Linked DNA regions of Homo sapiens: region 1 is linked to region 2. The links are chromatin loops, found by intact Hi-C in ENCODE. Cell type or tissue: PC-3. All regions are shown on one strand. Each heading gives the region's core, and the rest is flanking DNA. Links, peaks and the distances in the headings are about the cores only.

The links. Peaks named below come from ENCODE experiments on the same cell type or tissue, not always from the same donor. Only the 100,000 strongest peaks of a DNase experiment are listed, where the experiment ranks them.
Region 1: it touches region 2 in a loop (5-fold over the local background); 5 of 110 quality-filtered maps call a loop at or near these places.

Annotation. Positions count from the first base shown.
Region 1 is chr12:114,691,499-114,695,883 of GRCh38, reverse strand. All of the region lies in intron 1 of TBX3-AS1 (TBX3 antisense RNA 1), which reads right to left. Among named protein-coding and RNA genes, the nearest start is that of TBX3, 9.5 kb to the right of the region's middle. RefSeq lists an enhancer at 2,746-3,040. In PC-3, for the core only: a CTCF peak has its summit at 2,702; a DNase peak (open chromatin) is centred at 3,003; H3K4me3 peaks cover 2,409 bases; H3K27ac peaks cover 1,604 bases.
Region 2 is chr12:114,810,945-114,815,329 of GRCh38, reverse strand. No RefSeq gene overlaps it. Among named protein-coding and RNA genes, the nearest start is that of TBX3, 130 kb to the right of the region's middle. In PC-3, for the core only: no CTCF peak of the experiment used is centred there; a DNase peak (open chromatin) is centred at 1,879; H3K4me3 peaks cover 1,200 bases; H3K27ac peaks cover 1,328 bases.

The DNA of each region.
Region 1 (4,385 bases), core at 226-4,225, 120 kb after region 2:
AATTTTAGACACTCCTGCACAGACCGTGTAGCCTATTAACTTTATTTGGCTATAGTTAGTAGTCTTTTTTCTTTGCTGCCTAGCTCTTTAACTTTTGACAAGATCATAAAGGTGAGGGCATTGCTTGGTACACAATAGGAGCTCAATAAGTGTTGGATGAATTTATTCTTCCTAATATTGTAGCCCACAGCTCCACTCTCAGCTGAGGTCTTAATCGCCTTGACAGAGAATCTTTCAAATGACTACTGAAGCCAGTAATACAATGGACTGAGCAGTCCTCTAAGAGGTCCTATGCCCATGAGATTAGATTAGATTAGAACACAGTCCTGTGTTTCCAATTCCAGATACAATTCAGATTGGTTCCGGGGTAAGGTCAGCCACTCCAATTTCTAACGAGTGGACCAGGGCTGGGCAGGCACCAGATTGGCCTTTGCAAAAAGGGATGTGGGGCCCTGAGGTTCCTAAAACCATGTACCCTTTGCAGATCTCCACACTTGTCTGGCTGTGGTCCTTTCCAGACCACTCTCCCGCAAAACACACACACACATACACACACACTCACACTCACTCAACACCTTTCCCGGTAAACAGAAGTTAATGCAGTGCAGGCAGAGCTTTAGAAATGAGATGCTAGTTTGCACTGAGAACCCTCTTCCCCCACTTCCTGGCTTGCACCTAACTTCTCTTGCGCCAGCTCCCACATTTGGCAGATTCCAGGTGGCCCTCTCCTGCCCCAGCCTCCAGGAGCAGTTTCGGCCTCCTGGTATATCTGGAATTGCCACCGCAGAGGCTCAAAACCGAGGCCTCATCCCAACCCAACCAGTTGGCCAGGCCCTCTGGGGCACACAGAGGACACTGTCCACCAGCCAAGTCTTCCCTAAGGGCCATCCAGTGGAGACTGCAAGGGCACCTTCTGCAGGGGTTCCCGATGAGCCTCTCCAGAAGCGAAGAGCAGAGGTTTCCAAGTGGGAAGCAATCCACTCCTTCTCTACCCCTGCAAATTGGGGCACCTCCATCTCCAGCCTGGGTCCTGTACTTCCTTCTCTGCTTCAGACTGATTCAGATTCACCTAGTGTTCAATTAGCCACTTTTATTTATGCGCAACATGTGCACTGGACTGGGAAGTTTTTTAAAGAGAGAGAGAAAAAGTGTTTTTACTACCACTGCCTGGAAACTTTCCTGTGGCAGCTGAGGGGTTCATCCTGGGCTGGGTGACGCTTGCAGCTCCGTGGACATGTTAAGTCCTGTCTTACTAATTCTACACCTATGCCCTTATTCTGACTGGAATCAGGCGCCTTAACTTCCTGTCTTTGCATGCAATACAGGCTGTTCAGCTTCTTCCCTGAGGCCCCATGGGTGCCAATCCCCCTGGTAATGGGTCTCCTGAGTAGCAACTTAGTCTGCAACAAATCCTAAATGGAAAGAGAGAAAAACGCCCTCTTCATGTGCCCAGAATGTTATCGCTAATTTTTTGGAAAAGTGCCTGTGTACACACATATTATATCTATTATTGAGTGGGTTAGTGGGAGACTAAAAACACCGAACAACAGTTGTGGTGTGTGTGTGGGGGGTGGGGAGTATATTCTCCAATTCCCTGGTAATTTGTAACAGACAGATTTTATTGCTGCAAGAGAAAAGGAGTAACTGTGTAGCTGCAAAACAAATTTAGTTCCGTCTATATTGATGAAACAGGAGTCTGCCCATGGGGTGTGATTGTGATGCATTTCTAAAATCTGAGATTTAATGTTATATTCTGGGCTACTTGTAATGTCCATATACACACTGGTACCCACAAAGAACAGTTTAGAAATACACATGCATATTCTTTGACATTTAAATAACGCAGTGGGAGATGGGCTTAAGGTTGGACCTATACACGACTCAGTAAGCTCTCTAAACGTTAGGAAGATCTAAACTGAAGCACTAGAAAGGTCTGTGACTCTGTTCTTCCTAGCAAGCCAGCCTCACCTCCCCTTCAGATTCCATCTATAGCAATCTTCTTGTATCCCTACCAGAGGGGATTTCTTTTGCATTTTACTCCTGCCTCACCCAATCTCCCCAACTCAGAAACTTCATAATTCAACTGCAATATCCCTGTTTTACAGAAGTCTGCTCCACTCCCTTAAAAAAAAATCATACGTCGAAGTCAAAAGGTCTTTCACTGACTCCAACAATTCTCAAATTCTAGATGGAGACATGCGATGAAGGAGCCTGTCCTGGTTGTATTCACTGCATTAATACGCACACATAAAAGTGAATGCAACATCGTATTTTAACTTCTCTGATAGAAAAATCCCAACTGTGCCATACCGTCCTTCCTCCTCTCCCTGTTCTCAAAAGAATTAGAGTCCCAGGAAGTGGGGAAAGGGTGGGGGGTGGGGGTCGGGCAATGAAGTTGCTTGGAAAGGAAGAAAACAATAATTCGAGGCACTATTTACACCTGCAAACTTTGGATGGCTGTATTCGGCCCCAATTGGCTTAACTGTAAATCTTTTCCGCATGGCCCCAACTCCTGGCCTGAGCGTCTGGGTTTAATAATGCCCCTCGGCACCCCAGCAGGGCCAGGCTGAAAAGAGAGAATCCCCCACTCCACCCCCATCCAGCGCAGAGGTCATTAGAGCAGCGCCCCCCACTTCCCCATCCATCCATGCTTGAGGTACCAGACTCAGACATGTGGAGAACTCGTATTTTACCGTCTGAAGACAAGGAAAGCCTTTCAAAAGCAAATGTCCCCCCCACATCAGAAGTGGAAGGAAGTTTCCCCTCCCTCCCAACTCTGCGCGTTTGGCTTGCAAGGGGTGAATGGGAAAGAGGGGTGTCGGCACTAGAAGCCGGAGACAGGCTCCAACTCCCTGGGCTGGCAGCGTAGGGTTGACCTGTTTATAAAACTTGCTGCTAAGAAAACATGTAAAAACACACCCCAGCGGTGGGAGAGGAGAACTCTCCCTCCCCGCAACCCTCCCGGCTTCGCGCACGAAGATTCCCCCGCTCGGCTGCGTTCTCTCTGAGCCTGTTATTCTCCCGAGAGCCATCTCCTTGCAATTGCTTTTCCACCACTTTGGGAGACAGAGAGTCCTACATTTCTCTTTCATTTTTGGTTACTCCTCCCCGCCCCCCACGGCTCCCCGCAAGGTCTTTACCGTCCACTCCCGATGTGTCCTTTGCAAGCGAAGGGAGGGGGGAAGGTAGCAATCAATGCGGCAGCAAAAGACAAATCGGACAGGGTAGGGTGGGAGGTGGAGGTAGGTGAGCGGCTTCTAACTGAATCCCTGCAATCTTGATCTTAGTTCTCAAAAGGAAAAAGACCTGCGCTTCGCTGCCCTGGGTCCGCCGTGCTTTCTTCATCCCCCACCCGGGCAGCCCGCCGCGCCGCGCCGCGCCGCGCCGCGCCCCGCCCCGGTAGCTGGAGAGGGAAGGCAGGTACCCAGCGCAGGGTTACCTGCAGGCGGTTCGCCGGTTCCCGGGCCTGTCGGGACCTTGTCGCGACCGAGAGCTGGGGAAGGACAGCCTGTCCGAGACCTCTTTGCTCTCCTGCGGGCCTGTGCAGCGTTTGGGGCAAGATCCGAGCCCTGTCACCCCCTTCCACCCTTGGGTGAGAGTAGAATCCGAGGCCGTGAGCTGCTTCTCCGGTTCCGTGCTCAGCGAGGCCTGGATCCGCACCGAGGCGCGTCCAGCTTACGTATTTGCAACAGGGGTAAGGGGTGGGGTGGGGGATCTAGGTGAAGCCCCCCGGGGCAGAAACATGGCCAAAAGGACCTTATGGGACGCTCTGGGCTGTCGCTCACTCCCAACTCCTTCCTGGGGCTCGAAATCTTCCTTTCCCAAGCGAAAGGAGGAAAGGGCGCTGCGAGGGAAGACAGAGGGCAGGTTCCCGATCCAGGAAGGCCGGTCCTCTCCACTCGCCTGGAGGATTTTTAGTATCTGGTTCAGAGATGAAATGAATTGAGGCCCGGGCGCCAGTAAAAGCAACTACTAGGAAAGGCACTTTCACAATTCCAAACATTTTCTCTCTTTCTGCGTGTGTGTGTGTGTGTGTGTGTGTGTGTGAGCGCGCGCGTGCGCCTTCCTCATTCCCCTTCCTCTAAAATAAAAAAATTTTTGAAAGGAAGAGAAAACAAACTTATCTAGCCCTCATTATTCAAACCCCAAGCTAAAGACTTTTAAGGGCTTCTGGGATCTCTCGGGCCACAACCTTCACCTAACCCTTTATTCGGAATGGGAGAGGGAATAGTCTCTCCAGTCGGCACTAATCGGTCCCTGGATATCATACAAGACTTGGGACATTTTAAAATATGTAGAATTTGTTTGTATTATTTGGAGCCGGGATGATTGATTTGGGAGGGACACATCCCAACTCAAAATACAGTCACATTGTTGAGGCCTCT
Region 2 (4,385 bases), core at 291-4,290:
CCTGGGCTAGCCGCCCTGCTGAGAAGGGACTTTGAGGGAAAGACGTAGGTATAACCTCTCCAAGGGAAAGTGTCTACACTGAAACCGTGCCCAAAAAAAGTATTTAAATTGAAGCCCAGGGGCATACCTTTCTGAGGGTGGAATTTGAGGCCATGTGACAGGTGGCAGGGGGAGACATTTTTGGACGGTGGGGGACTTGCCAACATCTTTTGAGCGCATCCCCTAGGCAGCTGCTGAGTCCAGCATTTGGACAGGCAGGCAGTTCTTTTTCTGGGCAACTTCATTTCAGGAGTGGACAAGTTTGGCCTAGCTGGGCTGGCTGGAGGCTCTCAAATCCTCCAAAAGTTACCTTGCTACACAGTTTCTCCCCGGCAAGCTCAACCAAGAATTTGGTGGAGCTGGAAGAATGTAGACGTTGGAGCTGGACAGATCTGAGTTTGAGTTCTGGCTCTGTCTCTGGCCAGCTGTATGGCTATGGGTGTGCCCCTGCACCTCTGGGCCTCAGGCTCCTGCCTCCAACAGGAGGTGAATAATTCCAAACTTTGAGAATGATCAAAATGGATGTCCACAGAAGGCGGCACCTTGTAGGTGTGGATAAGCAGTGTATTATTTTAAAGAAAAGGTGAATTTTCTTTTAGACATAGCCCATCAGACTATGGCTTGGGGACTAAAAAGAAATGTCACCCAACAAAATATAATCTGGGTATATGTACGTTTGGGGATGAGGGATGAAAACATGAGTAGATGAAGAAAGAGAAGAAAACATTCCTTTAGACCAGGCTCAGTGGCTCATGCCTATAATCCTAAAGCTTTGGGAGGCCGAGGCAGGAGGATCACTTGAGGCCAGGAGCTCGAGACCAGCCTGTGGGCAACATAGCGAGACCTCATCTCTTCCAAAAATTTTAAAATGAGCTGGGGGTGGTGGTAAGCTACAGTCCCAGCTACTCAGGAGGATGAGGTGGGAGGATGGCTTGAGCCTGGGAGTTCGAGGCTGCAGGGAGCTGTAATTGCATCACTGCACTCCAGCCTGGGGGCAACTGAGCATGACCTGAAAAAAAAAAGAAAGAAAGAAAAAGAAGGAAGGAAGGAAGGAAAGAAAGAAAAAAGAAAGAAGGGAGGGAGGGAGGGAAAGGAAGAAAGAAAGAAAAGGAAGGAAGGAAGGAAGGAAGGAAGGAAGGAAGGAAGGAAGGAAGAAAAAAAGAAAGAAAGAAAGAAAAAGAAAGAAAGAAAGAGAGAAAGAAAGGAAAGAAAAAAAGGAAGGAAGGAAGGAAGACAGACTTTCCTCCAAATACATTTTTATACCTCTGGTTATTGAACCCAAGCAACCTTATTACCTACTCCCAAGATGAAATTTACAAACATACATCATGCAGGAGAGTAGCCTAATGTCCGCATGGTCCCCCCCAGCCCCGACCCCACCCCCCGCCATGCACACCCCCCGTCCCCACCCCTGATCGCAAACAAGGGCATTGCTTTGTGTCTCCCCTTAAGGCAGTTTGTAAAGAGCCCGAGTAAGGAGCGAAAACAAGGGCAACCCTCAAACAAGTTGTTGGACTTCGCCAAGCAACTGGCCTCCCCATCGCTAATTAAGTTAATCCGGGTGGGTTTTTCTTTTCTTTTCTTGCCTGATTCCCTCCTGCAGAATCAGCAGGAACACCAAAGAGAAATGTTCATGGTAACCCGCCAAGCAGGCCTTCTCTTCAGCTGACAAGATGCATTAACGCCACAGAGAAGGGAAACTTCCCCCCTACACCACACGAGTAATAAAAAACCTGTTTTGTTTTCAGCTGACCACACAGCGCATGTGCCAGGGTAAATAGATCTCCTTTCTGCGGCTTTTCACCCCCTTCTCCTCCACCATCCCCACCCTCTTTCCATGTTTGGGGAGTTTTGATATGTCATAACATTGTGTCTGTTTATCTGAAATATTTCCACTCAAAATGCTTGTTTGCTCAACCAGACTGACATGTTGACATAGCTCCCGACAGCTGAGTGACTCCGATTGAAATAAAATGTAAAGTAAACACATTTGCATACAGTTTATATACAGCCTGGGTCTGAGGAAGCAGAGGAAGTAGGGAGATTGAAATCCGAATTTCTTATCTTCCATCACCCCGGCCTTCAGGGACCCTCCCTTCTTTTTTCCAGCTCTCTGTTCCCGAAATGCCTCCTGAGTCATAGGCTCAGCCTGCCTTTGGGGGTCCGAAAAACATCCTTTCTAGTTTCTGCCTGATCTAGTTTCTTCCCTTCCTCGACGGGTGCGTTTGAAGGCCTGAGTAATTTTCTTACGAGCTCTGAGAGCATGAGCCCAGGCGAATCCAAACAAACGAGCTGTGTGTGTTTGAGCAGATTCCATCCTTCTTTGAGCCTCTTTTTGTGAAATGAGGGAGTTGCACTCAAGTTGATCTCTTGGAGATTTCCAATGTTGATCTTCTGTGTAGCCTGTCTCAGATACTCAGGAACACCACACTTTTAATGGTTGAGCTGTCCTGTCCTGGCACACAGAGACTAACTTGCTTTTTTTTTTTTTTTTTCTTCTTTTTTTTTGAGATACGCTTTTACCCTGTCGCCCAGATTGGAGTGCAGTGGTGTGGTCCCAGCTCACTGCAGCCTCCAACTTTTGCCTTCAGGCCATCCTCCCACCTCAGCCTCCCAAGTATCTGAGGTTATAGCCACAAGTCAGCACACGCATTGAAACCAATTTTCTCTTTCTTTTGTTCTCTTCCTTTTTTCTTTCTTTCTTTCTTTCTCTTTCTTTCTCTTTCTTTCCCTCTTTCCCTCCTTCCTTCCCTCCCTTTTCTTTTCTTTTCTTTTTTTTTCTTTTTCTGACACAGAGTCTTGCTCTGTAGCCCAGGCTGGAATGCAGTGGTGTGATCTCAACTCACTTCAACCCCCACCTCCCGAGTTCAAACAATTCTCCTGCCTCAGCCTCCCAAGTAGCTGGGATTACAGGTGCCCACCACTATGCTCAGCTAATTTTTGTATTCTTAGTAGAGACGAGGTTTCACCATGTTGGCCAGGCTGATCTTGAGCCCTTGACCTCGTGATCTTCCCACCTCTGCCTCCCAAAATGTTGGGATTACAGGCGTGAGCCACTGCACCCGGTCCCTTCCTTCCTTTTCTTTTTTGAGACAGGCTCTCACTCTGTTGAGCAGGCTAGAGTGCAGTGACATGATCACAGCTCACTATAACCTCAAACGCCTAGACTCAAGAGATCCTCCCATCTCAGCCTCCCAAGTAGCTGGGACTACAGATGCATACCACCAATCTGGCTAATTTTTTTAAATTTTTTCAGCCTCCTGCTACACCCAGGCAAGACTAATTTCTTTTTTTCTTTCTTTTTTTTGAGACAGAGTCTCGATCTGTCTCCCAGGCTGGAGTGCAGTGGCGTGATCTCAGCTCACTGCAAGCTCCGCCTCCCAGGTTCACGCCATTCCCCTACCTCAGCCTCCTGAGTAGCTGGGACTACAGGTGCCCGCGACCACACCCAGCTAATTTTTTTTTATTTTTAGTAGAGACAGGGTTTCACCATGTTAGCCAGGATGGTCTCAATCTCCTGGCCTCGTGATCTGCCTACCTCGGCCTCTCAAAGTGCTGGGATTACAGGCTTGAGCCACTGCGCCCGACCGACAAGGCTAATTTCTTTTTTTTTATATATATACTTTAAGTTCTAGTGTACTTGTGCACAACATGCAGGTTTGTTACATATGTATACATGTGCCATGTTGGTGTGCTGCACCCATTAACTCGTCATTTACATCAGGTATATCTCCTAATGCTATCCCTCCCCTCTTCCCCCACCCCACAACAGGCCCCGGTGTGTGATGTTTTCCACCCTGTGTCCAAGTGTTTTCATTGTTCAATTCCCACCTATGAGTGAGAACGTGTGGTGTTTGGTTTTCTGTCCTTGTGATAGTTTGCTCAGAATGATGGTTTTCAGCTTCATCCATGTCCCTACAAAGGACATGAACTCATCATTTTTTATGGCTGCATAATATTCCATGGTGTATATGTGCCACATTTTCTTAATCCAGTCTATCATTGATGGACACTTGGGTTGGTTCCAAGTCTTTGCTATTGTGAATAGTGCCGCAATAAACATAGGTGTGCATGTGTCTTTATAGCAGCATGATTCATAATCCTTTGGGTATATACCCAGTAATGGGATGGCTGGGTCAAATGATATTTCTAGTTCTAGATCCTTGAGGAATCGCCATACTGTCTTCCACAATGGTTGAACTAGTTTACAGTCCCACTAACAGTGTAAAAGTGTTCCTATTTCCTCCACATCCTCTCCAGCTCCTGTTGTTTCCTGACTTTTTAATGATCGCCATTCTTTTTTTTTTTTTTTTTTGAGACAGTGTGTCGCTCTGTTGCCCAGGTTG